Linked DNA regions of Mus musculus: region 1 is linked to region 2. Evidence: chromatin loops called from intact Hi-C (ENCODE). Cell type or tissue: heart. All regions are shown on one strand. Each heading gives the region's core, and the rest is flanking DNA. Links, peaks and the distances in the headings are about the cores only.

Evidence for each region. Peaks named below come from ENCODE experiments on the same cell type or tissue, not always from the same donor. Only the 100,000 strongest peaks of a DNase experiment are listed, where the experiment ranks them.
Region 1: a loop joins it to region 2, with 2.1 times the contacts of the local background. A loop is called at or near these places in 3 of 42 quality-filtered maps.

Annotation. Positions count from the first base shown.
Region 1 is chr9:96,371,772-96,388,195 of GRCm38, reverse strand. Gm39409 (a long non-coding RNA gene) reads left to right here. Exons shown (of 5, transcript XR_871040.2): 2 at 525-617; 3 at 1,035-1,165; 4 at 8,529-8,672; 5 at 9,341-10,080. It overlaps Gm40550 (a long non-coding RNA gene), which reads right to left and starts at 2,781. Exons shown (of 3, transcript XR_871039.3): 1 at 2,695-2,781. In heart, for the core only: no CTCF peak of the experiment used is centred there; a DNase peak (open chromatin) is centred at 6,615; H3K4me3 peaks cover 602 bases; H3K27ac peaks cover 1,657 bases.
Region 2 is chr9:96,424,674-96,441,097 of GRCm38, reverse strand. No RefSeq gene overlaps it. Among named protein-coding and RNA genes, the nearest start is that of Gm51656, 31 kb to the left of the region's middle. In heart, for the core only: no CTCF peak of the experiment used is centred there; no DNase peak of the experiment used is centred there; H3K4me3 peaks cover 320 bases; H3K27ac peaks cover 1,747 bases.

The DNA.
Region 1 (16,424 bases), core at 2,739-10,738, 52 kb after region 2:
TTGAAGTTAGGCGTTGTGGTGCTCACCTTTAATCCCAGCACTCTGGAGACAGAGGTAGGTGGATTTCTGGTCTACATAACAAGTTACAAACCAGCCATGAATAAGTGAGACCTTGTCTCAAAAAAAAAAGGACAAAATAGAAGTATTAAGTATGTATTAAAAGTATTAGATAGGGCTGAAGAGGTGGATCAGTGGTTAAGAGCACTGACTGATCTTCTAGAGGTCCGGAGTTCAATTCCCAGCAACCACATGGTGGCTCACAACCATCTGTAATGGGATCCGATGTCCTCTTCTGGTGTGTCTGAAGACAGCTACAGTGTACTCATATAAATAAAAATAAATCTTTTTTTTAAAGTATTAGATAATTTTTAAAAATAGTATTAATTTTATTAGATGAAAAAAATGGCACCCATTGCTGAGCATTAAAACCTAAAAAAATAAAGAAAAAATGTTATTTTGACTGTATTGGAAGATATTTTTTGCTTGGTTTGGTTTTAATTTATTATTGTATCTTTTATGTGCAGGGGTGTTTTGAATGCATATTTGTCTGTGCCCACATGTATGCAGTGCCCATCGAGGCCAGCCAGAAGAGGGTGTCAGATCCCCTGGAACTAGAGGTACAGATAACTGTGAGTCACCATGTGGGGGTGCTGGAAACTGACCTCTGGTCCTCTGCAAGAGCGGGCAATGCTCATAACTGTTGAGTCATCTCTCTAGTTAGCCCCATTATTCTTATTTAGAAATGCATATTGGATAGGAGGATGAGGCAGGAGGATTGACATTAAAAACCTGCCTTGGCTATACAGTGTTATGCTGCCTTTTTTAAAAAGTGAAGGAAAGAAAGACCTGTAGACAGGAAGGTTGGGGGTGTGGTCAGTGGGTCTGTACTTTTCCAGTGCACTCAAGACCTGGTTTCATCTCCAATACCCCTCCCCACCCCAAAACAGAGAAACACACATACGTGTGTTTAAGGCTCTGTAAGAAGTGTGCAATAAAAGTTACTTCTTACATTTCATTTATTTATTTATTGGTAGACACGTGCCAAGTTTGCGTGTGGACAAAGGACAACCTATGGGCGTGAGTTCTCTTCTTTCACCATGGGGGACCCAGAGATCAAACTGGATCACCAGCACCTTTACCTGCCAAACCATCTTACTGGACCTAAGTGAGTTCTTATTCAATAGATCTTAGGCAAGCTGCCACCCTCACTGCTGCGTATATCATGTGGAATGCGGGCCGAAGGGATAGCCATGTCTGGAACATGCTGGTGTGGAGCGGAAGGGAAATGGAAGATGATTAGATCTGGGGAGAAGGCTTGATCAATAAAGTTCCTGCTATGTGAGCATGAAGACCTGAGTTCAGGTCCCCAGGACTCATTTGCAGGCGTGGCTGAATGTGTCAGTGTGTTGGTCACCCTGGCTCTGAGCAGGAGAGTGAGAAACTGTTTTCAAAAAGTCAGCACCGTGTGCTCAGGGTCACACTCAGCCTGTGCTGAGACCCTGTCTCAAAATTTTTTTTTAATTTTAATTTTTAGTAATTATCTCATTTATTTTGAGACAGGGTTTCTCTCTGTAGTCCCGGCTATCCTGGAACTTTCTATGTTTCTATTTCTATTGAACTCAGAGATCTGCCTACCTCTAAGTGCTGGGATTTAAGGTGCCTGCCACTACACCCAGCTTTTTAAAATTTTTAAGGTGGAGAGCTGTCACAAAAGTCCCCTAACATCTCCTTCTGCCACCCACATGTGCACAGGCAAACCCCTTCATTTTGTCCTTCAAAAGGCAATGAAAGATAATGGAGCCCCACTTTATTTTTTTAGGGTTTTACTGGTTAAAGCCAGGCACACGGTGAAGTCTAGCATCGGTGAAGTAAAGAAGTGTAAGCTTCCCACAGGGAGGGGCAGTAGAATTATCTGGAAATCAACGACAAGCAGAACAAAGCATCCCAAACTCAGACATAGCAACATTGTTTATTAGGGAGAAAATTGCAATGTTAAATCCAGATGTTGGAAAGCAGCGAAGACTAAAAAGTAAATGAACTTGGCTTTAACCCCTGGACCCGGAATAGCAAACAGGAGAAGGAAGGAATTAATAGAGCAAAATAGATAATATCAAACAGAAAACCCAAAGCAGAAGGTCTAGGTTGTGTGTTCTGATAAGATCAGAATGTAGAAAGCCTTTGGCAACTATAAGCCAGAAAGAAAAAAGGCACACTGGCATGCCAAACAAAAACAGCATGCCAAGATATCCAGCCCCTTGAGATACTGTGCCCCCCGTATTTATCCCAGTGAACTTAAAGTTTTGGATCACCAAGAAAAATATAAACTACCAAAAAGGATTCAGGAAAGGCTGAATTTACCAGCAAGAAACAAATAATCCAAAATGTATCTTCAAAGAAAGGAATTCCTTCCCCCCACCCCCACCCTGGTTGGGGGGGATGGGGGGAGGTAGCGTGCCTGTAATCCAACTGCTCCGGAGGTGAAGGGGAGCGGGTCAGAAGTCTAAGATCATCTTTGTTTACAAAGTGAGATCAAGACCAAGCGGGGCTTTGATAAGATACTCAAGTTTCACCACTGTTTAAGGAAGGCATGGACCTCATCTGATAGGAAATGTCTCTTAGTGAGGGATTGTCTCATTACTGAATGTCTCATTAGTGAGAGATGGAACGCTCCTTAAGGGTAGGAATAGCTCTTACCTCAAGCTGCCACAGGACCAGGAGCTGTCAGTGCGCTGAAAGTAATCAGCAAAATCCAGCTAGGCAGTTGCCTTTGCGAGGGCTTCCTGTAGCTTTCCTGGTCATTTCCTCTCTGTCCCCTCACGTAAATTTGCCTTTTACATGCTGGTGACCCTCATAGGCGGAGTCTCGCCCCTGGGTACCTTTCATACCAGGAAGGGAAGAGATTTCTCCATAACAGTTACAGACGCTTTGCTGGCACATTCTATCTGTCCGTACTTTAGCATTTGCTTGCCTTGCTAGACATCACACACCTGAGCCGTATGCTATATGAAAATTTTCTCCATCAAAGAAACTAGCCCATCACTCCTGTATTCAGTTCTCAAGTTCTCACTCTGCCATGGGCAGAATGCTAACACATCCTCCCCCCCCCCCTTTTTTTTAGAGGGTCTCACTATGAGGCTCTCTGCTGGCCTTGAACTCACAGAGATCTGCCTGCGTCTCTACCTCCCAAGTGCTGAGTATAAAGTCATGCGCCACCATGCCGAGCTTGCAAATAGATTTCTCTTTTCTTTTCTTTTTAAAACTAGAACACAACATGAACGGCCTCTAGCCCAGCTCCCAGCAGAGTCGTTGTTCTGCATATGAAACCTCTGGAGTCCAACCTTAACCTGGACTGTCAAACACTTCTCTCTGCCTTCTTGTCTTCCAAGTTCCTATCGGAATGGCCCGTTAAGCTTGATTTTTAGCACTTTGGGGCTTTTTTATTTTATGTATGTGCATACACTGTAGCTGTCTTCAGACACACCAGAAGAGGGCATCAGATCCCATTACGGATGGTTGTGAGCCACCATGTGGTTGCTGGGAATTGAACTCAGGACCTCTGGAAGAGCAGTCAGTGCTCTTAACCACTGAGCCATCTCTCCAGCCCACTTTAGGGGCTTTTGTTGCGCATGACTGGAAACTCTTGTACCCCACACAGACCCCAACACCAGCCTAATAACCACATGATCAGGTTTACTGCAGCAACGGCCCAACTTCTCAGCAACGGTAATTTGTATTAACTGTCTGGTTGCCAGAAGAAAATTCATGACAGAAGCCGTCTACAGGACAGAGTGTTTAGCCTGGCTCACAGTTTGAGCAGGCAGTTCCTGGTGGGAGCCGTGGCTGAAGGAGTTTGAGGCAGCTAGTCACACGGTGTCTCCTCATGCAGCGAGAGCAGCCAGCAGTTCTGGCTGGTTCACTTTCTCCTTTTCGGTCTGAATAGGGCTCCAGCCCATGGGACGGTGCCTCCCATGGTTAAAGTGGTACGACATCAACACACTTCATCTATTTAGTTTCTCACAGGCATGCCAGCTTTTGCTTGCAGTGATTCTAGATCTTATCGGGTTGACCCGTCAACATTAAACATCAGTTAACCGTGCAGATGTGGAGTTTTCTGCTTACTAAACATTTCAAAGTGACGCTTAAGTAATCACTTGCTACATGCCCCAAGTGAAGAGATTAGTGCTGAAATGCCTTTTGGGGGTGGGTGGGTGGATGGGAGCCGCTAAGTGGCTCCAGGCCCAGGAAGTATGGCGTGTGAGGAGGTGATGACAAATCTATTTAATAAACCAGAGAAAACAGCCACCTTCCTGGGGAACTGGGAGGGCATTATAATCCCTGGGGATTTAGAAACTAAGCCAGGGTGAGCCAAAGATTGGGAAATGAAGCAGGCGCTTACTTGCTCGGAATCTTGAAGTCAAGGTCAGAAATAATGAGACGCAAAAGTCGCCATCCCTAGAGTTGTGTGGAGTTGGAGGCAGTAGGACTGAGCCTGGGGGGTAAGCAATAGAGTTCAGTTAAGAGCCAGAAACGGTCCCAAGACAAGTTCATTACCCGAGATACACTGACTGCTTTTCTTTCCAATCAATCTGAATTGCGGTCAGAAAAGGCTGGCAAGATACGCCAAGAGACGAAGTCAGCTCTGGAGAACACGCCTGCCCTCCCAGCACGAAGAATTGGAGGCAGGAAGACCCGGAGCTCCAGGTCACCCTTGGCTACATAGTGAGCGTTAGGTCAGCCTGGGCTCCATGAGATATGAAAAAGAGAAAAGAAGGGAGAGAGAGAGAGACACTTGACTTCCTGAGGTAGGAGGGACTGATCCTTGGAAGAACTTAAGAAGAGGCTAAGTCTTGGGTCTGGTGGGTACACCCACTGGCCAGCCTCCCGTTTAAATCCAGAAATCAAAAGGCACTCGCTTTAGAAAGCTGGTTCATCAGGGAAATCCAGAGTGTCTGAGGATATCACCTAGCCAGCCCTTCTCCCAAAGACTAGGCTAGTAGATGAGCCCCAAAGGCTGGTGAGCACAGAGGGTACAGGGGCATCAGATGCAGAAAGACCTTCCGAGAGATGGGCTGGAAGCCTCTTACTGGAGATCAGCCCTGTTTGTAAACGGAGGAACATAGAAGGAAGTTAATCTTGGCTGGCACTCCGTTCTCAAGAGACCGCATCCCTAAAGGCCAGAACCATCAGAAGTGGTCAGCTCCTGGGAAAAGCCCTGCAGTGTGCACATGGCCCAAGGCCAAGCTGGGGGTTTGGATTTCCTCTAGGCAGATTTACATTTGCCTTAGAAATAGTCAGGGGACTAGAGAGATGGCTCAGAGGTTAAGGACACTGGCTGGGCTTTCAAGGGACAGAGGTTCAGTTCCCAGCATTCCACATGGCAGCTCACAACCATCTGCAACTCCAGTTCCTAAGGGTCCAAAGCTCTCTCTCCTATCATTGTGGGCAATGCATGGACTTGGTATACAGATGCATATTCAGGCAAACCCCCATACACATAAGATAATAAAAGACCTGCGGTGACAAGCCATAAAATGCTTGGTTTTTTTTTTTGTTTTTTTTTTTTTTGTTTGTTTGTTTTTTGTTTTTTTTAAGCATGAGGACCTGAGTTTGATTCCCGGAAGCCCACATTAAACAGTTAGGTTGGTGTTGGTCTCAGGACCTCCGAAAGCTGTGATATCACAATAGGCGGGACCCGGAGACCTGTTGCCAAGGCAACAGTCACCATATTCCCAGAATCCACTTGGCTCACCTCCCACATTTACCGGTGTTACATCATCACCCATAAATAAAGGCCCCTCTGATCTCTTTCTCTCTCTTCCCCCTTCTCTTTCTACCTCCAACTTGCCTCTCTCTCTCCCAATAAACCTCTTACACGTGGAACTGCTTTAGCCTGGTGTGCTGTTTAGATGCAAGCCTCTATTCTAACACATCAGTTGGTATTGGGTGCTTGCAATCCCAGTGCTCAGGAGACAGAGACAGACAGGTCCCTGGGGCTCATGCCCTCCAGTGTAGCCTCATTGGCAAGTACCAGGTCAATGAGAGACCCTGTCTTAAAAACAAGGTGAGCAACTTATGAGCAACGGGTCCTTAGGTTGTCCCTCTGGCTTTCACACATACTACACACACATACACACCACAAGCACACACACACAAAATAATTAGACTTTTCTCCTAGGTGGCCATTTTCTCCCTCCACATCATCTAAAGGATTTCTGAGACAACGTTTATCACAGACCAGATGGTCTAACCTTGGTAGGAATCACAAGAGAGTTTTCTTCCCAGCGTTTTGCCAGCCTGCTATTGTATTCCGGCTTGTCTTTCATTCTGTTACACTTATTCCCAACTTTGCTTCAGGTGTGTGGTCCCTAAATGACATTAGAGCAGAGGCCAAAGCCTGCAGTGGGTTTCTCATCGGACACCAAGGAAAGGAAAACATACGAGGATCCACAGATACAGCGAGCTAAGACAGATACCGGGCACAGGCACGCACAGGCACGGGCTCTCCCCTCTTCACAGCTGTGAGGCAACTACTTGGGCCTTTCAGAATGCTGTTAAACAGGCCAGGCACCGTCCAGGCGTGGTTTCAGAAGAGCGGCTCTTGCCTTCTCTGTGTTTTCCCACAGGGAGCCTGAGGAGAGATCTTAGTCATCCCTTATCGCCTGGCAGCTTCCTGCTCAGGCAGCGGCAATGTCCAACATGTATGAGTAACTCTTGTGCCTTGTTTTATTTAACACACGCAGTAGATTTAGCTTGCTTTCTTTTCTCGAGCAAGGTCTTACTATTAAGTTCTGGCTGCTGTGGAACTCACCGTGTAGCCCAGGCTTCGCCTTAACCTCACCGAGTTCCACTTGGAACTCTGCCTGCCAAATGCTGAGATTAAAAGCGTGGACAACACTAAGTTGAACCTTAGTTTTCTGATCTAACTCCAAGCGGGGCTCAGTGGACCAGGGTGGGAATGGGGGATGGAGACCCCTAAATCCACCTGCTAAGTAATGTAACCACTTTATTACTCAATCCAAAAGTGATTTCTCCCAAGAAGTAGAATGTGGGAGCTTTCCTTGGTGGTTCAAAACACAGTGCTGTTTCAAGTATCAATGTCAAAGTACAATATCATCAATACTTTGCATCCAGAAAAGATTTGTCCCTTCACCTTCTTTTCAAGTGTTGGGAACCGAATACAAGCCTTGCATAGATTAGGCAGGCACTCTACCCTCAAGCTACACCGCCACTCGCAGGAAGAATCTAAGAGGGCTTAAGTTGTGAAAGGCATTCACAGTGGTTCTAAACCTGAGGGTGGCCTCCCTTTTGGGAGGTTAAACAATCCTTTCACAAGAGTCACCGAAGGCCATCGAAAAACACGGATATTTACATTACGATTCAAAACCGTAGCAAAATGACAAAATGACAGTTATGAAGTAGCAATGAAATAATTTTATGGCTGGGGGTCAGCACAACATGAGGAACTGTATTAAAGGGGCACAGCATAGGAAGGGCGAGAGCCCCTGCTGTAGAGGAGTCCAACAGCGAATGATGCACTAGGACGAGCCTGGTGTGGTATGTGGGTGCTGGCGGGTTGCTTCTTTTCCTTTCCCCCAAGAGCTGAAGATGTGGGGAGCCAGCCTAAAAATAAGGCCATTCCTGGAAGTCTAGTTTCCCTAGTCTCTTTCATGACACTGCCCCTCTTTTTTTTTTTTTTTTTTTTTTTTTTAATTGGTTTTTGAGACAGGGTTTCTCTGTGTAGCCCTGGCTGTCCTGGAACTCACTCTGTAGACCAGGCTGGCCTCGAACTCAGAAATCCACCTGCCTCTGCCTCCCAAGTGCTGGGATTAAAGATGTGCACCACCACTGCCCAGCCTAAGGTCCACTTCTTGCTGCTTACTCTCACACAGAAATGAGTGATCTCAAGGCAGAGACCGGAGAGAGACTCAGGAGTTCAGTGCTTTGCCTAACATGTCTGAGGCCCTGGGTTTGAGCCTGAGGTAGAGGGATAGCTTCGAGACATTGTATGTTGTGAGACTTAAAGAAAAGGTTGCCTTAATGGGTCTGCAAATACGCAAGTGACTCTGGGTTCAAGTGCTGCTCTCTCTCTCTCTCTCTCTCTCCCTCCCTCCCTTCTTCCCTCCTCCCTCTCCCCGTCCTCCCCCCTCCCGCCCATGTGTGTTTGTGTTTGTGTGTGTGTGTGTGTGTGTGTGTGTGTGCGCGTGTGTGTGTGTGTGTATGTGTGTGTGTGCTGGGGATTAAGCTGGGGTAAGCACTCTACTATTGAGCAACAACGTCCCAGTCCCTGAGGCATTTAAATAGATTATAGGATTCCTCTCTCCTTTCTTCTTAACACTATTTCAAAGCTCTGAAGCATCCTACAGGAGTCAAGAGTAAACTCTCTCAGGCTTTCCCATTAGCACTCCTCCCCCACTCTGGTGTCCTCAAGTGCTGTACATGAACACAGGACCTTAGTCAGGGCGACCGAGGTCAATGACAGGACACGTGGGAGTTTTGAGAGTTTGTCTTTTCTGTGTGAAATCCTGCAGGCCTACAGACTTCTGGAAATAAATGATGAGGCAATGGAACAATCAATGGAAAGCAAGATTCCAGGATTTGTTTAGAGCGCCTGGACCTCGAACCAAACCTTTCTTGAAGCCCGTGACCTCTGGACTTTCCAGCTGTGTTCACCTGTAAGTTCCCTTTCAATTCAATTCAATTTCATTGTCTTTCCTGTTTCTTTTTCAGTTTCTTTCAGTTTATTTTCTCTTCCTTCCTTCCTTCCTTCCTTCCTTCCTTCCTTCCTTTCTTTCTTTCTTTCTTTCTTTCTTTCTTTCTTTCTTTCTTTCTTTCTCTCTTTGCTCCTTTCTTTCTTTACTCCTTTCTTTCTTTCTTTCTTTCTTTCTTTACTCCTTTCTTTCTTTCTTTTTACTTTTTATGATTTCATACTTGTTTGTCATGACGTAAAATATTTTGATTGTTATTCCCAATTATCCTGTCTTGCCCAACACACTTGTGTGTGTGTGTGTGTGTGTGTATGTGTTTTAAACCTCTGAAGCATCTCTCCACATCCTAGGGTTGTTTTCATAAGCACATTTAAGGAGTTATTCTCCTTTGCAGGGCTGGGGAAAAAATATCCCCACCCCCACCAAACATTAATTCCACCCCTCCCTAACAGTTCCTTTGGGAGGGGTGGAGTCTCGTGTGCCCCACCTCTGTCCTCACACAGTACTGACAGGCCCAGTCACACTCGAGCATGTAGCATGTGCAGAGTTGCAGCTGCTGGGAGTTATGAATGTAGCAGCCGTGTCAGGTTGGGAAGACAGCATTCCATAGCACCCCTTCTCTATCTCTCTTACAGTCGTCTCTCTGCTGCCTCTTTGACATTCTCAGAACCCGGGAACAGGTGATGCAGACTTCTCATGTATGGCTGAGCCCTCAACAGACCCTTGGGCCAGTTATGAGTCTTTGCAGTAACTGTTGCCACGACAAAAGAAATGTCTGTGGCCAAAACCAAGAGCAGCACTATGGAGTATGGACATGGCTGTGGTTTGCATAAGGTGTCCCATCATCTTGGGCATTTGAATACTTAGTCCCAGTTAGTGGTGCTGTTTGGGGACACAGGAAGAGTGGCCTTATTAGAGGAAGTATGCCGTTGGAAGTTCAGAGATTCGTGCCATTTCTAGTTTGCTCTCTGTTTCTTGCTTGTGGTTCAAGGTGTTAGCTCCCATATCAGTTTCTAGCTCCAGCCTCCCTGTGTGCCTACCCGCTGTCATGCCTCCCCATCTTTATGGACCATAACTCACCAGGACCATACGCCCAGATAAATCCTTCTTCTATAAGTTGTCTTGCTCATGGTATTTTATCAAAACAATTAATACAAATAGAAATATATAGAAAGCAGTTTCACCGGAACTTGATCTTGATTGCCCGCCAGAATTGGGTGACAAAACCCAATTGTTGAAGACAGCACACACGTCGGTTGCAGAACGTAGAGAAAGCAAGCTGGAGGCTTCCTTCTTGCTGTCTGGCTCTCATAGTACTGGGAGTGGGGAGCTCCCAGTACTATGAGATCTTTTTTTTTAATCAAACCAACATCATCATCTCCTAAGCCGTGAACAATTTAAATTCACTTAAACAGGGCCTGGAGAGATGGCTCGCCAGCTAAGAGTGCTGTCTGGGGTTCCAAAGGTACTTAGTTCAATTCCCAGCAACCACATGGTAGCTCACAACCATCTGTAATGAGATCTGATGCCCTCTTCTGGTGTGTCTGAAGTCAGATTACTCATATACATATAAATAAATACATACATACATACATACATACATACATACATACATACATACTTTTAAAACCTTTACTTAAACAGTAAGTGGAATTATCACCTTGTTTACGTCATCAGGCACACATTCCTTCCTGTGAAGCAGGTCACAAGTTCCATAGGAAAGCAGTTGTTTGCCTCCATAACAGTGGTGCCACCATTGTGCTAGTGTGTATACACACCTTTCCCGGAAAGTCATTAGTGCAACCTGCAGAGTCCCAGTTGAATAAGACTGTTGATGACTCCCCTCGAGCTCCCCACTCCCAGTACTATGAGAGCCAGACAGCAAGAAGGAAGCCTCCAGCTTGCTTTCTCTACGTTCTGCAACCGACGTGTGTGCTGTCTTCAACAATTGGGTTTTGTCACCCAATTCTGGCGGGCAATCAAGATCAACGCTGTCTTGGTGTCTGTTCTATTGCTGTGAAGGGACACCATGACAATGGCAACTCTTTTAAAAGAAAGCATTTAATTGGGGCTGGCTTACAATTTCAGAGGTTCAGTCCATTGTCATCATAGCAGGGAGCACGGTGCTAGACAGGTAGATGTGGTGCTGGAGAAGGAGCTGAGAGTTCTACATTGGGATCCACAGGCAGGAGAAAGAGAGAGCCACTAGGACTGGCTTTGGCTTTTGAGACTTCAAAGTCCACTCCCAGTGATACATTTCCTCTAACAAAGCCATACCTTCTCCAACAAGGGCACAAATTTCATAATCCTTTTCAAGTAGTTCTGTTTCCTGATGACTAAACATTCAAATCTATGAGCCTGTGGGGGACTTTCTTATTCAAACCATCACCAGTCTCAATGGCCGTCTTACTTCGGTAAGGGTAGAAGATACAGGGGACAACTCATAGGTTGGTACCTCACCCATGGTACTGGGATGTTCAAGAATCTGTGGTTTATGTACTCTCTGTGTCTTGTTAGGGAAAGATAAATAACAAATACATATTAGTTAGGGTTTTAGTGCTATTGACAGACACCATGACCAATGCAAGTCTAATAAAGGACATTTAATTGGGGCTGGCTTACAGGTTCAGAGGTTCAATCCATTATCATCAAGGTGGGAACATGGCAGCAGCCAGGCAGGCTTGGTGCAGGAGGAGCTGAGAGTTCTACATCTTCATCTGAAGGCTGCTAGTGGAAGACTGACTTCCAGGCAGCTAGGGTGAAGGTCTTAAGTCCATGCCCACCACGACACACCTACTCCAACAAGGCTGCACCTCCTAATAGTGTCACCTCCTAATAGTGTCACTCCTTGGGCCAAGTATGTACAACCCATCACAGAATACAACTTTATATGATTCTTAAGAACATAAAACACAGTATATTTTTATGGAGTTTTTTTTTGTTTTAGCTTCCAAATCAACACTTAACCAAAAGACATTTTTTTTCCCATTAATTTTGCTTGTAAGGTAAAGTTACATATTTATAGGTGGGGTATTGAAAACCAGTGGCTATGTATAAAAGTAATAAAGCATGTGACTTCAGCATGTGACTACAAAATAATTAGAATCTAGGAACTGGAATTTCCCACTCAAGTCTCTTAGAAAATAACATGTTGGCCAGGTAGTAGTGGCACACACCTTCAATCCTAGCACAGGGAGGTGTTTGAGGCCAGCTTGATCTATAGAGTGAATTCTAGGACAGCCAGGGCTACGCAGAGAAACCCCATCTCAAACAACAAATCAAGAAAACAAACAGAAAAGAAAAGAATATGCTGATATTGCCTAAAGTGTTATTTAAATCTTCCCGAATGTTCCTCTTACTGAGATTGTGACAACTTCCTGTGTAAAATGACAGAGTCACTTCTATGTCATAATTATTTTTCACTGAAAACAAAACATCAAACTAATAGGAAGTGATACAGATTACACAATCACCTGGCAACCTCCTGGCAACTGAAAAATTGGACTCAAACTTCGGCTTGCTCCAGCTTCCCTCTAGTCTAACAAACCAGAAACCTGTGGCTTATTTGAACAAGAAGAAAAGGACCCTCACCACCTGAAACCGTCATCTCTGCTTGCTAGCTTTCCTGGTACTGGAAGGTTCTATGCACACTCCCAGGGGAGAAAAACTATCAGTAGACTTACCCAGTTGTGAACCCTGCAAGCCACACTAACGACTAGCAAGATGTGCAGTCGAGGTTCACTTGGTGGCACAGATGGTTTTGGAGTAGGCAACCACTCCCTGGATTTAAAGCCTGCCCCATGAGATGGAACTTTCGTCCTTGGTATCATTAACTGTGGCTGGTCCTAGACCCTAGGGGAGAATCTAGTACTATATTACTCTGCCAATCAATAGTAAAATTCCTTGTAAGTTCCTATCTTTTTTTTTTTTTTTTTATGTTTAAGGTCGTTTAGGCCAGATCTGTCATGTACCACATGTTTGCAGTGCTAGAAAAAGATATCAGATCCCATGTGTCTTAGTCAGGGTTTCTATTCCTGGACAAAACATCATGACCAAGAAGCAAGTTGGGGAGGAAAGGGTTTATTCAGCTTACATTTCCACATTGCTTTTCATCACTAAAGGAAGTCAGGACTGGAACTCAGGCAGGTCAGGAGGCAGGAGCTGATGCAGAGGCCATGGAGGGATGTTCTTTACTGGCTTGCTTCCCCTGGCTTGCTCAGCCTGCTCTCTTATAGAACCCAAGACTACCAGCCCAGAGATGGTCCCACCCACAAGGGGCCTTTCCCCCTTGATCACTAATTGAGAAAATACCCCACAGTATCTCATGGAGGCATTTCCTCAACTGAAGCTCCTTTCTCTGTGATAACTCCAGCTGTGTCAAGTTGACACAAAACTAGCCAGTACACCCTGTAACTGGGGTTACAGATATTTGTGAAGTGCTATGTGAGAATTGAACCTGGGTACTCTGGAAGAGTAGCACGTACTCTCTTATTGCTGAGCCAGCTTTCTTTTTACATACCTACCTTCCTTCCTTCCTTCCTTCCTTCCTTCCTTCCTTCCTTCCTTCCTTCCTTCCTTCCTTCCTCTCTCCCTCCCTCCCTCCCTCCCTCCCTCCCTCCCTCCCTCCCTCCCTCCCTCCCTCCCTTCCTTCCTTCCTTCTTCCCTTCCTTCCTTCCTTTCTTCCTTCCTTCCTTCCTTCCTTCCTTCCTTCCTTCCTTCCTTCCCTCCCTCCCTCCCTCCCTCCCTCCCTCCTTCTCTCCCTCCCTTCCTCCCTCCTTCTCTCTCTCTTTCTTTCTTGCACAATTGATTAGTTGTGTGTATGCACACACACACACACACACACACACACACACACACACACATGCCTGAATCATGCCTGAGTTTATGGACACCATTGTTTATGCAGAGGCTGGAGGTCGTTGGATACTGTGGATCTGGAGTGATAGCAGCTGTAAACTCCCTAACATGGGTGCTTGGAACTGATCTCAGGCTTCTGGAAGAGCAGCAAGCACTCTCAATCACTGAGCCATGTGTCTGCGTACCCTCTTTGTAGTTTTTGTACTATAAAATTACAAAATTGAGCCAGTAAGTAGCTCAGTAGGTAAAGGTGTTATAACCAAGCCTGACAACCTAAGTTTAGTCCCTGGGACCTATATGGTGGCAGGAGAGAATCAATCCTGAACGTTGTCTTTGACTTCCATATGTTTGAGCCGGGAGTGGCACTATTAGAAGGTGTGGCCCTGTTGGAGTGGGTGTGTCACTGTGGGGGTGGGCTTTAAGACTCTCATCCTAGCTGCCTAGAAGCCAGTATTCTGCTAGCAGCCTTCAGATGAAGATGTGGAACTTTCAGCTCTGCCTACACCATGCCTGCCTGGATACTGTCATGTTCCTACCTTAATGATAATGGACTGAACCTCTGAACCTGTAAGCCAGCCCCAAATATATATTGTCCTTTATAAGACTTGCCTTGGTCATGGTGTCTGTTCACAGCAGTAAAACCCCAGCTAAGACAGACCGTATCCATATAAGAATATAAAGTAGCAGATAAAAAATTTTTTTCAAGACAGGGTTTCTCTGTGTAGCCCTGGCTGTCCTGGAACTCACTCTGTAGACCAGGCTGGCCTCCAGCTCAGAAATCTGCCTGCCTCTGCCTCCCAAGTGCTGGGATAAATGTGATATTTAAAAGTTACAAAGTTAAAGTTATGTATGGGTGCACTTTCATTTCTTTTGCTGGGCACTTCAGTTCCTTTAGTCTGAAAATTCCTGTATGTTCCTGTGCTTCAGGAAATTTTCTTGTTATTTTTCTCTTTCATTTCCTTTTCTTTTTCATTATAATGGCGCACGCCTTTAATCCCAGCACTTGGGAGGCAGAGGCAGGCGGATTTCTGAGTTGGAGGCCAGCCTGGTCTACAGAGTGAGTTCCAGGACAGCCAAGGCTACACAGAAAAACTCTGTCTCACCCCCCCCACCAAATCAAATTTACTAAGAGTATTTTTTTTCAGCCTTTTAAAATTTTTTTTATTTTTACTTTGTACTTCATTTTTTTTTAATTAGGTATTTTCCTCGTTTACATTTTCAATGCTATCCCAAAGGTCCCCCATACCCACCCCCCCCAATCCCCTACCTACCCACTCCCCCTTTTTGGCCCTGGTGTTCCCCTGTACTGGGGCATATAAAGTTTGCAAGTCCAATGGGCCTCTCTTTGCAGTGATGGCCGACTAGGCCATCTTTTGATACATATGCAGCTAAAGACAAGAGCTCCCTGGTACTGGTTAGTTCATATTGTTGTTCCACCTATAGGGTTGCAGTTCCCTTTAGCTCCTTGGGTAATTTCTCTAGCTCCTCCATTGGGGGCCGTGTGACCCATCCAATAGCTGACTGTGATCATCCACTTCTGTGTTTGCTAGGCCCCGGCATAGTCTCACAAGAGAGAGCTATATCTGGGTCCTTTCAGCAAAATCTTGCTAGTGTATGCGATGGTGTCAGCATTTGGAAGCTGATTATGGGATGGATCCCTGCATATGGCAATCACTAGATGGTCCATCCTTTCGTCACAGCTCCAAATTTTGTCTCTGTAACTCCTTCCATGGGTGTTTTGTTCCCATTTCTAAGAAAGGGTAAAGTGTCCACACTTTGGTCTTCGTTCTTCTTGAATTTCATGCGTTTGGCAAGTTGTATCTTATATCTTGGGTATCCTAAGTTTCTGGGCTAATATCCACTTATCAGTGAGTACATATTGTGCGAGTTCCTTTGTGATTGGGTTACTTCACTCAGGATGATACCCTCCAGGTCCATCCATTTGCCTAGGAATTTCATAAATTCATTTTTTTAATAGCTGAGTAGTATTTTTTTAAACATTTTTTTAAGATTTATTTATTTATTATATGTAAGTACATTGTAGCTGTCTTCAGACACTCCAGAAGAGGGAGTCAGATCTCGTTACAGATGGTTGTGAGCCACCATGTGGTTGCTGGGATTTGAACTCTGGACCTTCGGAAGAGCAATCGGGTGCTCTTACCCACTGAGCCATCTCACCAGCCCTTAAATTTTTTATTTTGTTTTTGTTCAAGACAGGGTTTCTCTGGGTAATCCTGACTATCCTGGAATTTATCACTCTGTAGACCAGGCTGGCCTTGAATTTATAGAGATATGCCTGCCTCTGCTTCCTGAGTGCTGGGACCAAAGGTGTCCACCACCACTGCATGGCTTGGATTTTATTTTATTATTATTATTATTTTTTAAAGATTTGGTGGTTTTGTTTTTTATAATGTTTTTGTTGTTGTTGTTGTTTTTTGAGACAGGGTTTCTCTGGGTAGCCTTGGCTGTCCTGGAAGTCACTCTGTAGACCAGGCTGGCCTCCAACTCAGAGATCTACCTGCCTCTGCCTCCCAAGTGCTGGGATTAAAGGCGCGTGCCACCACGCCCAGCAGGATTTTATTTTTTAAATAAAAGCCTCCCCTACTGCTATTCCCTGATGGGAGTCTTCAGGCTCTGCCCCACTGTCCTTACCCCATCCATTCCTATTGTCTTGACTCCTCTGGTCCTTTTAGTTGACTAGTGTCTTGCGAATTAAGCGTGTCTCTGGACTTATGACATTTCTTTTGTCTTTTCACCTCACCTTTAGGAGTCCTATGAGTTTTTCTTTCAGTCCTTAAGTTTGTTTTTCTTTCTTTCATTTTTTTTAGGTAAAGGTTTCTTGGTAGCCCTAGTTGACCTTGA
Region 2 (16,424 bases), core at 4,019-12,018:
CAGCATCAGATCCCCCCTGACTGAGAGACTTCACCCCTCCCTACTCCCATTTCAGATGCCAATCACAAGCCTCAGTTTGTTTTTCTCATGTGTTGTGAGTATGGGTGTTGTATGTGTGCTTGGTATATCTGAGTATGTGTGTGTTTGTAAGTGTGTGTGTGTGTGTGTACATGTGCCTGACCCTTTGTACTCCCCACAAGGAGACCAGAAAGGGATTCTACTCACTGTCCACCTTTTCCCTGAGACAGGTAACCCTAGAGCTAGACTGGCAGCAAGCACCAGGAGTCTCCTGTCCTTGCCCTCCACAGCACTGTTACAAATACACACGCCCAGGTTATAACACTGCTGGAATTTGAACTCAGATCCTCCCGTTTGCACAGTGAGCAACCTGAGGCCCTCCCCCCACCCCATCAAGTTGTTTAATCTGTGTTCCTGATCTTCCTACTGAAAGTTCAGTTCCCACCGCCCCTCTGTGGTGTTGATTAATACGCTCCAGAGGCTCCTGGGCTGGGAAGCGCGCTTACTAGTTATTAGGAAAGATAGAGTAAAAACTACAGACTGAGAGCTGCCTGGGCAAAGAACGAGGAACAAGGGGACCGAGAAACTCCCGTGCTCTGTCCCGTCCTGACACCTTCACGAGCCTGCATGGACCCAGCTTGCTGGAAAGAAGCTCTGGACTCTGTCCTTGGGCTTTATAGAGAGGTCACTGAAGCATGGACAATGAGTGGAAATATAATTGGACAGAGGGTGTGATCTAATGCTGACACAGGGGTGGGAGAGCCATGAGGCTGTCTACGCAGGTTGTTTCTTCCTCTGTGGATGAGGCCCAACCCTATCATCTACTATCAGGTAAGGCAGGAGAGAGAGAGGGATGTGTGTGTGTGTGTGTGTGTGTGTGTGTGTGTGTGTGTGTGTGAGGATGAGAGGAGCCCCTGTCCTCCATCTATCTTTGCAGGAAAGTTTTGAACCAGGGAGTGAGGAGAAAAAGGAGAGGTAACAAAATCATCCTCAAGGGAGAATCAGTGAGAGGGGCTTGGGATGGGACTAAGGAGGGAGTGAAGCTGAGGTCTGGAGAACGGGGACAGACAGCGACAGATCCCAGGAAGCTGTGGGAGACTGCGTGGAGAGGCTTGCAGGGAATGATGGGAGAGGGCTGGCATGGGACATACAGTCTAGGTGCTGGCATTTAATTTCATAAAGACACAGGTAGGAAGCCTAGAGCATCCTTTTGATCACATCCGGTAAGTGAAGCGTGGTCCTGGATGGAGGAGTAGAGTCCTTGAGTGGCAGAATCCTGGTCCTGTCCCCTGGCTGCTGCATGCCGGATGGTAGGCAAGCTGACTCCTCATGAGGGATGCCAGGCTATGGGACAGGGACTGGGCTGACATCCAGCCAGTCTCCCCACTCAGAACCCATCAGAGTGTCTTCCTGATGATCACAGTCCTGCAGTGGCACCGGTAGTTTAAACACCTTCTCTAAGCCTGGTCAATAATGCCTATCTGTCTAGTCAGGCTGATGAGATGATTAAGAAACAGGGCAGCCGGATATGGTGGCACACACCTTTAATCCCAGCACTCAGGAGGCAGAGTCAGGTGGATCTCTAGAGTTCAAAGCCAGCCTGCTAGTCTACAGAGCATGTTCCAAGACAGCCAGGACTACACAGAGAAACCCTGTCAAAACAAAACAAAAGCAAAAACAAAAACAAAAAAAAATCATAAAAAGGAAAGAAGGAAAAGGGGAGGGGGCTCAAGTGATAAGTGTATAGCCCCCTCCCAATTTGGGAGTCTGAGACCGGAGAATTACAAGTTCCAGGCCAGCCTGGGCTACTTAGTGAGCTCCTGTTTCAAAAAGAAAGAGAGGGAAGCAGGAGTCATTGGAAGAGTGGATGTCTAGGATGCACAAAGCCTTGGGTTCTATTCCCAGACTGGGTATGGTGGGCACACCTGTGATCCCAGCTCTTAGGGAATAAGACGGGAATACCAAAGTTCAAGTTCATTCTTGGCTACATTTTTAGATTTGAAGCAAGTCTGGACTACCGGAAACAAGGTCTCAAGACAAACAAAAAGAAAAAGCAGTCAATGACAGCCCCATGGCCACAGTTCCCACTGCTCTTTTGGCCAGTGGTCCCTGCAGTTGCATCTCTGAGACCGTGAGCCTCCAGGTCTGAGCTAAGTGAATGCAGTTTGCCTAATGTTCGGGCTGAATCTGGGCACCTACAGTTGTCTTACCTCCTCTCAGCCAGGAAATGCAAGCACGTGGGGTCCCACTTCAGTTTTATTCAGCTGAATTAGAGGCACAGTCAGAAATCTGTAACATCCTCGTGGGATGGGGGTGGGGTGGAGGACTAGAGAGGAGGGAGGGAGAGAGGGGAGGGGCAGTGTTGATCCACAGATCATGAAAACACTGAGGAACGCTCTCGAGTGAAAGCCCAGCTGCCTAGCTAGGCTATGCCACACCCTCTTCTTCAACATAATCAGTCTTAAAGGGTTCTGTTTGGTTTTCTTGTGTCACTGAAGTAATCAAAACCCAGGCATAGTGACAATTGGCTAACACCTGTTGAGGGCCCCCCGTGGGCCAAGATTTGGGAAGGCATCCAAGACACTGTTGGCGCTTTAATCTTCCCTAGGTAGCTTCAGCCTCAGAGGGGTTGAGCAGCTGGCTGGGGGTGTGACTGGCTAGAAACCTCTAGAGCTAGGAACTGAACCAGGACAAACGGATGCCAGGAGAGACACATTCTCCCCCCAGACAATCGAAGTAGTATTACGGACACCCTTTTGTGGACTCTTCGTGGGATTCTATGAAACCACGTCCTCTCAGGATTGTCAAAGAAAACAGGAAGCCCCTCTGGGGAGGCTCACCCCCCTGTTCCCCAAGCCAGGAAGTGGCTGGCAGAAAGAGCGATACGTAGCAAGGGCAGGAGCACCCGGGTTGAGAGCTTGGGGCCGTATCGGGCGGAGCCCTGAGCCAAGTCCCCTGGGGTCCCAGGGCTACATTCCTCTGAGGTCTGCGGAGGCCACTGCTTAAAGGCGCAGAAGTGCAGCTGGGAACGAGAACAAAGCGGCCAGACCCCCCTCGGAGGAAGGAAGGAGCGAGCCCCAGGAAGCAGCTGATAGCGCTAAGCTCAGCTTGTTTTTTCCTCTGCTCAACAGTTCTCCTGCCACGGCAAACAAAAGACGTACGTTCTGATTCCCTTCGGTGTTTGGATTGCGGCCGCAGACTGGATCTGCTTTGTGAAGAGCTGAGGGTAGCTTCTGGCTCGACCTGCCGCTTGATGGCAACGCTGTCCGCCTTGCCTGTCCCCAGCCAGGAGCCCCACGAGGGCATTGCTCTAGATCAAGGGATGAGATGTCGAGATTTCTACCCGTTGACTCGTGACCTTGGCATTGAAGGACCTGCAGCGTAGGCCTTAAAAACTGTTAAGATAGGAACCCTTGTTCCATGGAGATGCCCTGTCCCCGCTATTATCTCAGCCAAGGTCACAGCCCGCTGCTGTGCAGGGCCACACTGGGACTGGTGCCACCTTTATCCCATGGGTCAAGGCAATGGCAATAGATGTCAGGTTCCTGGAGGATCGGGGTCCGAATCCCGGTCTGTCCGCCTTCAAGGTCACCAGTAAGTGACAGGTGGGTCTAAGCAATCCCCTGAGCATGATGAACGCAGAGACTTTGTACTCCCGGGTGTGAGCGGTGAGGGAGTGGGCAGACCTTGTCAGTGTCCTAATCCATAGTCTCAGGACAGGGACAGGCCAAGATGCGACAGCAATGCTGGGCATGGTTTGTTTTGCTCCAGCAGGTGTTGAACGTGTGGCTATGCCAAAGGCCACCAGCAAACCCACACGAAGCAAACACAAAGCTTCCACTGATGGGTCTGTGGGCTGCCGATTCTTGTGGGCTTTACAGTGCGGCAACGGCAGTGCTGGTCACATGGACCGAGAGACTGTTTTGATGCCAGAGACTAATGCTCCGATCCGATCCGTCACCACAGGAGTTAAAGGAGCAGCCAAGAGATCAGCGTGGTTGAACCCCCGCTCTAAGCTGCCTGCCGTTCTCTCCTCCCCTCCCACTCTGAGACTGCAGTTCACATGCCGAAGACAAATGGCATAAAGGGCAGGCAATTAATTTTTTCAGCTGGAGACTGATGGAATGTGGGTGTTTGGCATGCACCTCTGTCTCCAGTCTCCTCAGGGAAATACCTCCCGGAGGGCCCTTCAAATTCCTCATCTGCCCTTTAGGACCAATATGTAATTCAGTCCTGAAAAATCAGTCGGAATGGGTCTTGTGTCCACTATACCAAGAGCCCAAGGACTGCACAGACGACAGGCCCATTCGTTTATTTGTGGTTTTGGTTTGTTTGTTTTTGTTTTCTAACCCAAGGTTTCATGTAGTTTAGGCTGGCCTCAAACTCACTATGTGGACAAGGCTGGCCTTGGACTTCTGATCCTCCTTCTTGTTGGGGTTACAGGTGTGTGTAACTGAGGGGACAGTTCGTCATGACTTTCCTTGGAGAGAGAGAAAGGTCGTCTTAGAATATACCTCAGGGTCTAGATTCCAAGTCCCCAGAACCTCTGTTGGGTTGGACCAGGCCAGCCAACCTGGTGAACAAAGGCAAGCAGAGCATAAAGAATTTACTGGATAGGATGCAGAGAAGCCCTGGGGACGGGGTGCACACCTTTAATCCTAGCACTCCGGAGGCTGGGGCTGGTTGATGTCTGAGTTCTAGGCCTACTCTGGTTGATAGAGTGAGTTCTAGAACAGCTAGGGCCACACAGAGAAACCCTGTCTTAAAGGGGGGGGGGTGGCTGAGGAAGGGGGGAACCATGCAGGGAAGTGTATTAACATAACAGCCAACAGGACCTGGAACTGGAGAAAAACTACTGCATCCATGTTGATAGAGGTATGAAGATGTCAGAGGTAAACATACAGGCTCAGGCTGAGCAGGGATAAAACTCAATAGTAAAACACATATCTAGCAACACGGGTTTAAGGCCCAGAGCTGCTGCAGCTGCTGTGGCGGAGGCCGAGGCAGCTGTTGCTGTTGAAGAAGAGGAGGAGGAGGAGGAGGAGGAAGAAGGAAGAGGAAGATGATGTAGGTCTGTTGGGATGGGCTGTAGCTGTGTGTTAAAGCATGTGTTAAGGCTTGCCTTTGATTCCCAGAAGCGTATTAACAAGGCAGACAGGCATGGTGGCGCATTTCGGCATTTGGAAAGCAGGAGCCAGAGGATCAAAATTTTAAAACAAGCCTGGGCTACATGAGACCCTTAAAAAGAAAACAAATAAAATGCATTCTTCTGTTGGAAACTTAGGAGGGTGACCTCAGGCAATCTTTAATGTCTTTTGATTCTGTTTTCTAAGCTGCAAGATGGAGCGGCAGAGGTGGGGAGGGCAACTGTCTTGTAGGGTCATTACGAAGAATAAATAAAAACAAGACTCATACAAGCATTTAAACTATTTAGCATGTAATAAGCACCTAATTGTATCCAGTATTGTGTTCAGTTTTTCCTCGTAGCTCACAATTATTTGCACATGGTAGGCCAGTGCCCTGCCACTGAGCTATATCTAGGCAAGTCCCGTTATCTTTTGGAGATTTACAGTGAGGCGCCGACGACATGATGACTAGTTTCAGGGTCGGGAAGAGTGAGGCCATAGAAGGAACAGGACTGTCCATGCTTGATAATCGTTGAAGCCAGGTGAAGGGTGCAGTCTGTAAATCAGGTGCTCCACCAGCCCTCCCTTCAGCAACTCGGGCCCTGCAGCAGAGGTCATGACCCACCACTGCCAGAAGCAGCGTCTGTAGAGTTCTGCGCTTTCCTATGCAGGTTGCACCCTGTAAAAGGTCCACCTTTCCTTGTTCTCTTTCATTCTGTCTCCCATTCTCTCTCTTTCTCTCTCTCTCTCTCTCTCTCTCCTCTCCTCTCCAGTCCCAGACAGCTTTTCCCTCTCTCCCCTCCCCCACTGACCCTCTTTCATTAGATCTGTTGCAGCACTACACCTGTTTCTCTGCCTTTATCCTAACAGTCTATTCTAGACAGGCTATTTTCAGAATGTTTAAAATTTCCCATAATAAAATGTTTGTTTTTTTTAGGTAGAAGAAGTATATAAAAAGTAGAAGTTCTCTTCCACCTTAAAGGGTAAAAGGACCAAAAGTCGAAGATAGGAGTAAAAGCAAACATAGAGATGAGGTTTAGACTTCTTTTTTTTTTTTAAAGATTTATTTATATATTATATGTAAGGACACTGTAGCTGTCCTCAGATACTCCAGAAGAGTATCATTACGGATGGTTGTGAGCCACCATGTGGTTGCTGGGATTTGAACTCGGGACCTTTGGAAGAGCAGTCGTCTCTTAACCACTGAGCCATCTCGCAGCCCTAGACTTCTTTTTCTTAAGATAGAATCTGACTGTGTAGATCAGGCTGCCCCAGACTCAGAGAGATCTGTCTGCCTCAGCATCCCCAGTGCTGGGATTAATCACTAAGTTTGGGATTACCAAAAAGTTGAAAATTGCTGGATGGCGGTGGTACACGACTTTAACCCAGCACTAGGGAGGCAGAATCAAGCCAATGTCTGTGAGTTTGAGACCAGCCCATCTACAGAGCAAGCTCCAGGACAGCCAGGGTTACACAGAGAAACCCTCTCTTGAAAAAACAACCAAACAAACAGAAAAGCTGAAAATAATAAATGAACATTCACTCAGCTAAGTTTAAAAAATAAAAAGTTTTAAAAGGAAAACAGGAAAAGAACAGGAGAGAGAAAATAATGAAGTCAGGTAAAGAAACTGGGTTTTTTGGCTTGAGGAGTCCACCAAAACCCAGCACCAGATATGTAAGGAACAGCACTGGGCCGGGCGTGATGGCGCACGCCTTTAATCCCAGCACCTGGGAGGCAGAGGCAGGCGGATCTCTGAGTTCGAGGCCAGCCTGGTCTACAAAGTGAGTTCCAGGACAGCCAGGGCTATACAGAGAAACCCTGTCTCGAAAAAACAAAAACAAAAAGGAAAAAGAAAAAAAGAGCAGCACTAGAATACACGACCAAGAAATGTCATGACCTGAGGCACTAGGCTGCCTCAGACACCTCCCAGCTGCCCTCTCCCTTGGACCATCTCTGTTACAGCTCATCTAGGTCAAGTTGCCTTCACTTTCCCAACAGGATGAAAAACGCTGTGTTGAATGCTATGTCTGATTATACAGACAAGTTACCTTGGGGCATAAACCCTTGGTTTACTGTTCAGGAGGTGGAAGGGACCTGAATTCGCCCTCCGATCTCTCCTATGTTTCCTTGTTGTGCCACCTCTAGAAGAGTCTCTCCAGCCTGATGAATCAGCAGCCAGCCCAGCTTTGCGTATTTGAATATATATTCAATTTGTGTATTTGAATATATATTCAAATACACATGAAAATTGCCATATTTTCACACTCAGGATCTGTGAAATATATACACTCAAGAGTTTTATCATTGACACTTTTAGTCACTTTATTGAGCTGTAATTTTAAAATATCAGCCTATGGTAAGTCTGGTTTTTTGTTTTGCTTTAAAAAAAAACAAAAAACAAACACACACACACACACAAAAAACAAAAAAACAAAAAAAACCAAGCTGGGCAGTGGTGGCTCATGCCTTTAATCCCAGCACTTGGGAGGCAGAGGCAGGCAGATTTCTGAGTTTGAGGCCAGCCTGGTCTACAGAGTGAGTTCCAGGACAGCCAGGGCTACACAGAGAAATCCTGCCTTGAAAAAAAACAAAAAAATAAAACAACAACAAAAAAGTTATTTCTCTACTGCTGGTTAAATGAGCCCGTTCAAGCCAGATTATATTATATTAAAGGCAGGTTTATTGGGAAGTTCACTCGCTCTAAGGACAGAGGACAGGGAAGTAGACAAGAGGATGGGGGGAGTAGAGGAGGGAGAGAAACAGAAAAAGGTCATGTGTGCAGAAAGAGGAGAAAGAAAAAGAGCAAGAGATCAAAATGTCTGCATTATATAGGGGGTAGGTTATGCCAGGTAGGGACTCGGAATGCTGGGAGAAGCTGGAGGCCAGGTCTGCTTTAGTATGTAAAATATGCGCCTCAGTCCCTGGGACTGTAATCATAGAGGGTTGTGAGCCACCATGTGAGTGCTGAGAATTGAACTTGGATTCTCTGGGAGAGCAGCCAGTGTCCTTAACTGCTGAGCCATCTGTCCAGTTCCAAGTCTCTTTAAACAAGCATGAAGATGTGCAAATGCTACCAGAACCAATGTTAGGTCATTCCTTTGCCCCACCGCCAAGAAATCATGTACCTTTAGCAGTCCCTCCCACTCTCTCCCCCTCCTAAGCAACCAAAAGTCTACTTCCTGTATCTGTGGAATTGTCTATTTTGGACATTTGGCATGACTATGTTTATATAAAATACAGTCATTGTTGACTCGCTTCCTTTGTTGAAAATAAACACTTTCAAGGTCCATCAATGAATGGCATAGCAATTACCGGGTACTTTGTATAACCACACAATATTGTGTCTTCTGGCATTAGTAGACAGCTTGAGTTGTGCATCACCATCTATCTGTGTAGCCATCCTCCATCCATTTAAGCCACCCTGTGCATTTCCCTTTCCAGTCAAGCCCCTGCCCCTGTTCCCTACTCTTAGCATCGTCCACTTGCACACCTCTCAAAGCTAACATCACACTACTACTCAAAGGCACAAAAATGTGGTGAGCTGGTATCTTCGGACATCTGGCTTCTACGGTAGGTGGAACAGAGAAATGTGGAGTGGATATTTCTTTTCTTTTCTTTTAAAAGATTTATTTATTTATTTATTATATGTCAGTACACTGTAGCTGTCATCAGACACTCCAGAAGAGTGAGTCAGATCTCATTAAGAATGGTTTTGAGCCACCATGTGGTTGTTGGGATTTGAACTCAGGACCTTCGGGAGAGCAGTCTGTGCTCTTAACTGCTGAGCCATCTCTCCAGCCCGGAGCAGATGTTTCTATACTGGCAGATAATTTATCAGTCTTATCCACACCTTGAACTGTAACGGGTCCCCAGACCTTAGCACAATTGACTCCATGATGGAAGCACCATTCAGGCCACAAGACTCAGCAAGTGGACAGCACCGCCTGCCCAAACTAAAACAAAGACCGGATCCATCAAAATCTACAGTTCTGCGGAGGTCTCTAAATGTACTAACCTTGTTTTTAGACTTCTGTAGTTTCACTTCTGGCTAACAGTTCTTGTTAGTAGAAGAATGTCAGCCCAGGATATGACTTTTTGTGCTGAAAAGCTCATCTTGAAAAAAGCTCGGGGCTAAAAAAGGATCCCAAACACCCAGTGCTGTTGCCACCTAGCAAATAAAGACTTTCTGGGGGCTGAAGCCCATGTCTGAGCAGTCTGCTCTGGTGGATACCCCACCTTACAACTCCAGACTTCACATCCATCATAGCATGCCACAGACTTACAGAGTTTACATTCCAGAAATACAGATCCCTCAGAAGGTCTCTGGATATTTCCCACATTTCCCCTGATTCTTGCAATGCTGATTGCCTGGACAGCCTTTCAGGTGTGACAAGTCCACACTCTCAGCGTGATCCATGTCTGTGAAGTACCCTTAAAGCACTCACACTCACATGCATGCATGTGCACCCCCCCACACACATACACACACTCTCTCTCTCATACACACACACACACACACACACACACACACACACACACACACCCCTTTCTATCCCTGCTTCAAATTCCATTTTGCCATTCTACTTTATTGGATTGACCTTCTGACCTGCCTGGCTCTCCACCAGTGTAAATTATCAAAGGCAGAGTGAACCTTCTATGTCCTGGTGTCCTGGGAACTCATTGCGGAATATGGCTTAATAAATGCTTGCTGCACACTGACCTGGAAAATATCTACTTGCTGTTGTTTACTTAACAATCATTGTGTTGGACATGCACCAAGGAAAACTCTGTGCTAAGTGTCTGCGTTTGGATACAAAGAAAAATAGGGCCATCCTGGGCCTCAGAGATGCCCACGGGAATCTCTTGTCTGGACAAATGCAAAATCAGACGAAATGCCAGGATGGCAAATGTAAACTGGGACTGTCCCAGGCAAACTGGACTATATGTCACCCAAATTATAACCTAGCTGTGGTGACAACATCAGTGTCATCCTGATTCATGTCCCCTTTAGACCTAGTCACTGCCAGATTTTTTTTTTTCTTTTTCTTTTTAATGTGACAGGTCTCACTATGTAGCCTGGCTGGCCTGGAACTCTGTGTATACCAGGTTGCCCTGGAACTGACATATCTATCCATCTCTGCCTCTTGAGTGCTCAGATTAAAAGTATATTTTTAGAGAGAGGCTTTCATGCAACTGAAGCTGGCCTTGAACCCATGATGGATGGCCTTAGACTCCTGACTCTCTTGCCTCTACCTCCCAAGTGCTGTGTGCACATCACTATATCTGGTTTATGTGATACTAGAAATCATACATGTTAGGCAGGCCACAGTTCCAGCTTTTAGAGTTGTTTAAAAAAATATCCTTTATGTGGTGGTGGTACATGCCTTTAATCCCAGCACTCAGGAGGCAGAGGCAGGTAGATCTCTGAGTTCGAGGCCAGCCTGGTTTACAGAATGAGTTTCAGGACAGCCAGGGCTACACAGAGAAACTCTGTCTCAAAAAAAAAAAAAATCCTTTATTAATTTGCTGAGGATGTCATACAATATATTGTGATCATATTCATCTCCCACACTGTTCTCATTAACTCCTCCCACTCTACCTTACACCCTACTTTATATCCAGTTAGTTAGTTAGTTTTATTTACATCCCAAACGTTGCTCCCCCTCCAGGTCCCTCACTTACAGGTTCCCCCACTTCTTCTCTGAGAGTGTGGGCCTCTCCTTCGGCTTCCCCCACCCTGGTACATCAAGTCTCTGCCAGACTAGGTGAATCGTCTCCCACTGAGATGGAATGAGACAGCCCTGGAGACCAAGCTGCATGTCTGCTACATATGTGCCAGGGGCCTCATTCCTGCCCCTGTATGCTCTTTGGTTAGTGGCTCAGTCTCTGAGAGCTCCCAGGGGTCCAGGTTCGTTGACTCTGTTGTTCTCCTTGTGAAATTCCTATCCCCTTCAGGGCCTTCAATCCTTCCCCAAATTTTCCATCAGTGTCCCAACCTCCGTCCAGTGTGTGGCTGTGGGAATCTACATCTGTTTCAGTCAGCTGCTGGGTAGTCTCTCAGAGGACAATTATGCTAGGCTTTTGTCTGCAATCATAGCGGAGTATCATTAATAGTGTTTGCCCATGGGATGGGTCTCTAGTTGTGCCAGTTAGTGGTTGGCCATTCCTTCAGTCTCTGCTCCATCCCTGAATTTCTTTTAGACAGGACAGATTTTTGGTCGAAAGTTTTGTGGGTGGGTTGGTGTCCTTATCTCTCTATGGGGGTCATGCCTGGCCACAGGAAGTGGCCTCTTCAGGTTCCATATCCCTACTGTTAGCCATCTTGGCCAAGGTCACCTGCATTGACTCCTGGGAGCCTCTCCTAGAGGCTCTTTTTTATTTTTTGAGACAAGGTTTTACTATGTAGCTCTGGCTAGCCTGGAACTTGATATGTAGTTTAGGTTGATCTCAAACTCAGAGCTATATCTGCCTTTGTCTCCTGAGTTTGGGGATTAAAGGTGCTCATAACCTGGATCCCAACTTCTTTCTTTTACCTTAAAAACAAAAAAAAAAACAAAAAACAAAAAAAAAAAAACCCACTGTCTTAGTCAATTTTTTTTTTTTTTTTTTTTTTTTTTGGCTATGAGGAGACACCATGACTCAGGTGACCCTTAGAAAGCAAGATGGCATGCATGATGCTGGAGAAGTAGCTGAGAGCTACCTCCTTATCCACAGACAGCAAGCAGAGAGTTACTGGGTCTGGTATGGGCTCTTGAAACCTCAAAGCCCATCCCCAGTGACACACTTCTGAGGCTATGCCTCCTACTCTTCAAACAGTTTCACTCCCTGATGCCTAAGCATTCAAATATATAAGCCTCTGGGGGCAGATTCAAACTGCCACTCACACCAAGTTTAGTTTGTGGCTCCTGTAACTCCTGGGTGTCAGGCCATTCACTGGGACATGGTCTACTTTCCAGAGGCCACATAGCTAAAGAAAACTGACTCTCTACCCAAGAAGCCACCAGCTGCCCATCGTTCCCCAGTGTGGAGTGGAGGGTCATGAACTCATTCTCCTTCCATGAGCATGCTGACCGGTTTGATCTTGTACAGATCGTGTGCAGGCAACCACAGCTGCAGTCAGTTCACGAGGGCAGCAGCTCTGTCATAGCCAGAAGACACGGCTTGGCTTCGGTCTTCACTGACCTCTGATTCCTAGCTTTTAGGTTTTTAAGATGAAAAGAAACGGCGAGAAAGGATTTAATGCATCCCAGAAACCTGTAAATGCAGGAGGCCGAGGGCTTGGCTCAGCTGCAGGTAACACGGTCCAGACATCTGCCTTGGCTCCGGAGGAGACCACGACATATAGCAAACAACATCTCATTCCGATGAATTTTTACAAAAATACAGTGTTGGAATGAAAGTGTTGGCTTTCTCTTTCACAGAGCAGCTGTTCCCTGTAAGCTTTTCCAGAAACGTCACAAACAGTTTTATTTGAAACAGTCACAACAACAGACGCTTTCTGTGAGGGCTTCGCTCGATGAAGCTGCTGCTGGCAATGACCCAAGAAAACATTTTTTTTTTCCCTAAGGAAGTTTGTCAATATTTCATCTTGTAGGACCAAAGCATACTGGCTTGCTTTCTCTTTTTCTCTTTTCTTTCTTCCTTCCTTCCCTGATTGGGCTAACTGGGTAGCCAGTAAGCTCAGTATCTAGTATGTATCAGTAGGGTCAGAGTTGTTATTATCATTATTTAATTTCAATTTTAATTTTTTTGGTTCTTTTTAGACAAGGTTTTCTGTGTAGCTTTGGCTGTCCTGAAACTCACTCTGTAGATAAGGCTGGTCTGGAACTTACAGAGATCTGCCTGCCTCTGCCTCTCAAGTGCTGGGATTAAAGGCATATACCACCGTCACAGAGCTGAGTTATTTTTGTAAGGCTTCAATGTTTTGTTTTGTTTTGTTTTGTTTTGTTTTGTTTTGTTTTTTAAGATCTATTTACTTATTATATGTAAGCACACTGTAGCTGTCATCAGACACTCCAGAAGAGGGAGTCAGATTTCATTAAGGATGGTGTGAGTCACCATGTGGTTGCTGGGACTTGATCTCAGGACCTTTGGAAGAGCAGTCAGTGCTCTTAACCACTGAGCCATCTCTCCAGCCCCTTCAGTGTTGTTTTTGAGTCAGGGTCTCACACTATCCAGTGTGTTAATTACTTTTCTGTTGTTGTAGTAAAACGCCACGACCAAAAGCTACTTCAGTAAGAAAATGTTTGTTTTGGCTTATGGTTCCAGAGAGACAAAGTTCAATATGGCCAAGACGGCAGAGCAAGAAGCAAGAAGCAGTAAGTGGTTCTAGACCTTCAAAGCCAGACTTCACTGGCATCCTTCCTCCAGCATGGCCATATCTCCTAACGGTTCTATAACCACTCCCAAACAGTGCCACCAACTGGATGCAAATGTTAACTATATGAGTCTATTGGGGAGCATTTCTTATTCAAACCATCATACCCAAGCTGGTCTGGAACGCTACATAGTTAAGGATGACTTTAACCCTCCTGCCCTCCAGTGCTGGGATCTCTGTGTACAGGTGCTGGAGGCTGAGCACAGAGCCTCATGTGTACTATGCAAGAGTGTAACTAACTGAGAATACCCTAGCTTCTCTAAGGAATTAAAAGATTAGTCAGGCATGGTGGTATTCCTTTAATCCTAGTACTTGGCAGAGGCAGAGGCAGAGGCAGAGGCAGAGGCAGAGGCAGAGGCAGAGGCAGAGGCAGAGGCAGAGGCAGAGGCAGAGGCAGAGGCAGAGGCAGAGGCAGAGGCAGAGGCAGAGGCAGAGGCAGAGGCAGAGGCAGAGGCAGAGGCAGAGGCAGAGGCAGAGGCAGAGGCAAAGGGGTGTTTGTGAGCTTGAGGCTAGCCTGGTCTATATAGTGGGTTCCAGGCCAGCCAGGGCTATATAGTGAGATCCTGTCTCAAAAAAAGAAAAAAAAAAGATTGATTTTAAATTGTGTATATGTGTGTATCCAGGTGAGTGCAGATACCTGAAGAACTGAGAAGGGTACCTGGTTCTCCTGGAGCTGAAGATACTGATGATTGGAAGCCACTCAGCCTGGGTGCTAGGAATCAAATTTAGATGCTCTACAAATGTAGCATGTACTCTCCAGACTCAGACTTCTCTCCAGCCCTCAAAGCAGTCAGTTGTATGATTAAATTGTCTTTACAACTGAACTGGAATGTGAGAAAAGTTGCAATGTACATTGTTCTGTTAGAATGTTTCTTATTAAGGCTCCAGCTGTGTCGCCCAATCACCTTCCTCACAGAGAAAAGTCTGGTGAACCCAGAAAACGCCCCATGTCTTCAAAACGATCAACTTCTCTCGCCTGGAAGCCAGTTTAGTTGACGGGGCTGCTTGTGTCAGATCTTTATGTAAGACATACATGTCACTGATGCACCTGCGGAACTCTCCAGAGTTTTGGGTGACGGAATTCCATGACCAAGGTTCGTTCTTCTAGAGATTTGCTGCAGGTGCTTTCCCCATTGAGTGCCAGGAGGAAACAGCAGAAGCGGATCTCTGCAGAACGGAATGACCCCGCCGCTGTGCCGTCAGATTGTGGGAAGAGCAACCCACTGAGTCTGGAGTGTATTTGTTATTGTAAATTGTCCTCTGCCAGGCAGCAGCAAGCAGTGGGAGGAGGGAGTCTCCGCTGACACAGTTCTCCATGGTGCCTTGCTTGTTCCTAATGAAGGGCTCCCCAAGGAAGGCCTTCCAAATGAGGCCTGAGAATCAGAGGGACATTCCTATCCCAGGACAGTAGGAAAAGCAGGTGAGCTCACTACCAGGACACACTTCCCTCTTTCCCCAATGATGGAAGTCGGTGAGGTCAGGGTTTTCATTAGAGCCAGGAGAAGGAACCTGGTTTGTTTTAATAGTGGAAAGCAGATGTCTCCCATCTCCCTGCCTTCATGACTTACACAAAGCCCTGAGAGCAGAGAACAGGACCTTTGTGATGTACCTGGAAAGTGAGCATCTCCGATTCTTAGCAAACACTCATTTTACTGTCCCTTTGTGTTTCTCTCGCGTCTTCCAATCTGTCATCTGCTTCTTTGCTGGAAAAAGCATTTGAATCTGGAAATAGATGTTCTCCCCTCAAAAGTGTTCCAGAGCTTTGACAGCCCTAGTGAGGAGGCAGTGAGGGTGGACTTCCGTTATGGTCCTCTTTGGACCCCACCTCCTGTTTCCCTGGTAACGCCAGACAAATAAATTACCAGTTTTGCCACTCCTTGGATTCAAAATATCATAAGAAAAATTGGAGAGGTGGGGGTTGGGTGGGGGTGGTTTTAAACTTTCATTTTGTCTCAGGCGAATCTCCATAAATTTGAGGCCAACTGGGGCTGCAGAGTTGGCTCAGTGGTTAAGAGCACTGACTGCTCTTCCAGAGGTCCTGAGTTCAATTCCCAGCAACCACATAGTGGCTCACAACCATCTGTAATGGGATCTGATGCCCTCTTCTGGTGTGTTTTTTAGACAGCTACAGTGTACTTATGTACATAAAATAAGTAAATCATTTTTTAGGATTTATTTACTGTATTTATGAGTACACTTTAGTTGTTTTTAGACACACCAGAAGAGGGCATAAGATCCTACTACAGATGGTTGTGAGCCACCATGTGGTTGCTGGGAATTGAACTTAGGACTTTTGGAAGAGCAGTCAGTGCTCTTAACCGCTAAGTCATCTCTCCAGCCCAAAATAAATAAATAAATCTTTAAAAAAAATTTTTTTGAGGCCAACCAGTTATACAGTGTGACCCTGCCTAAGTAAATAAATGAATAAACAAATACACAGATAGATAAGCAAATAAATAATATTGAAGGACTACCAGTGTTGCCCTGCACAGACAGATAGATAACATTGAAAAAATCTGAGCTTTGCTGAGACACAGTAAGAGAAAGCTACTATCTAGTCAAAAGAACAGACTCTAAGCTCTGTCTCTGTTCCTAGGTAGAGCTGACATTCTACATTATGCAAACCATGACGTAGGATTGTCTTCGCTTTTGAGAGCTAACCCTACTGGACCTGTCTATCACCTGTCCTGGAAGGCCCCTGCCACCCTGAAGCCATGCTACAGAGACGGGAGGAATACTTATGCGTAATGGGATGTCCCCTCCTAAAAACCTCACTCAAGTCATGCAGACTCCTGCTGAGCTTCCCTCACGGGCACTGAGGCTCTCAAGTCCTCTCCCGGGTTATGCTGAAAAGTCTTTTCCTTCTTTTCTATGCTGGCTAAAGCCTGGGCATGCTTTCCCA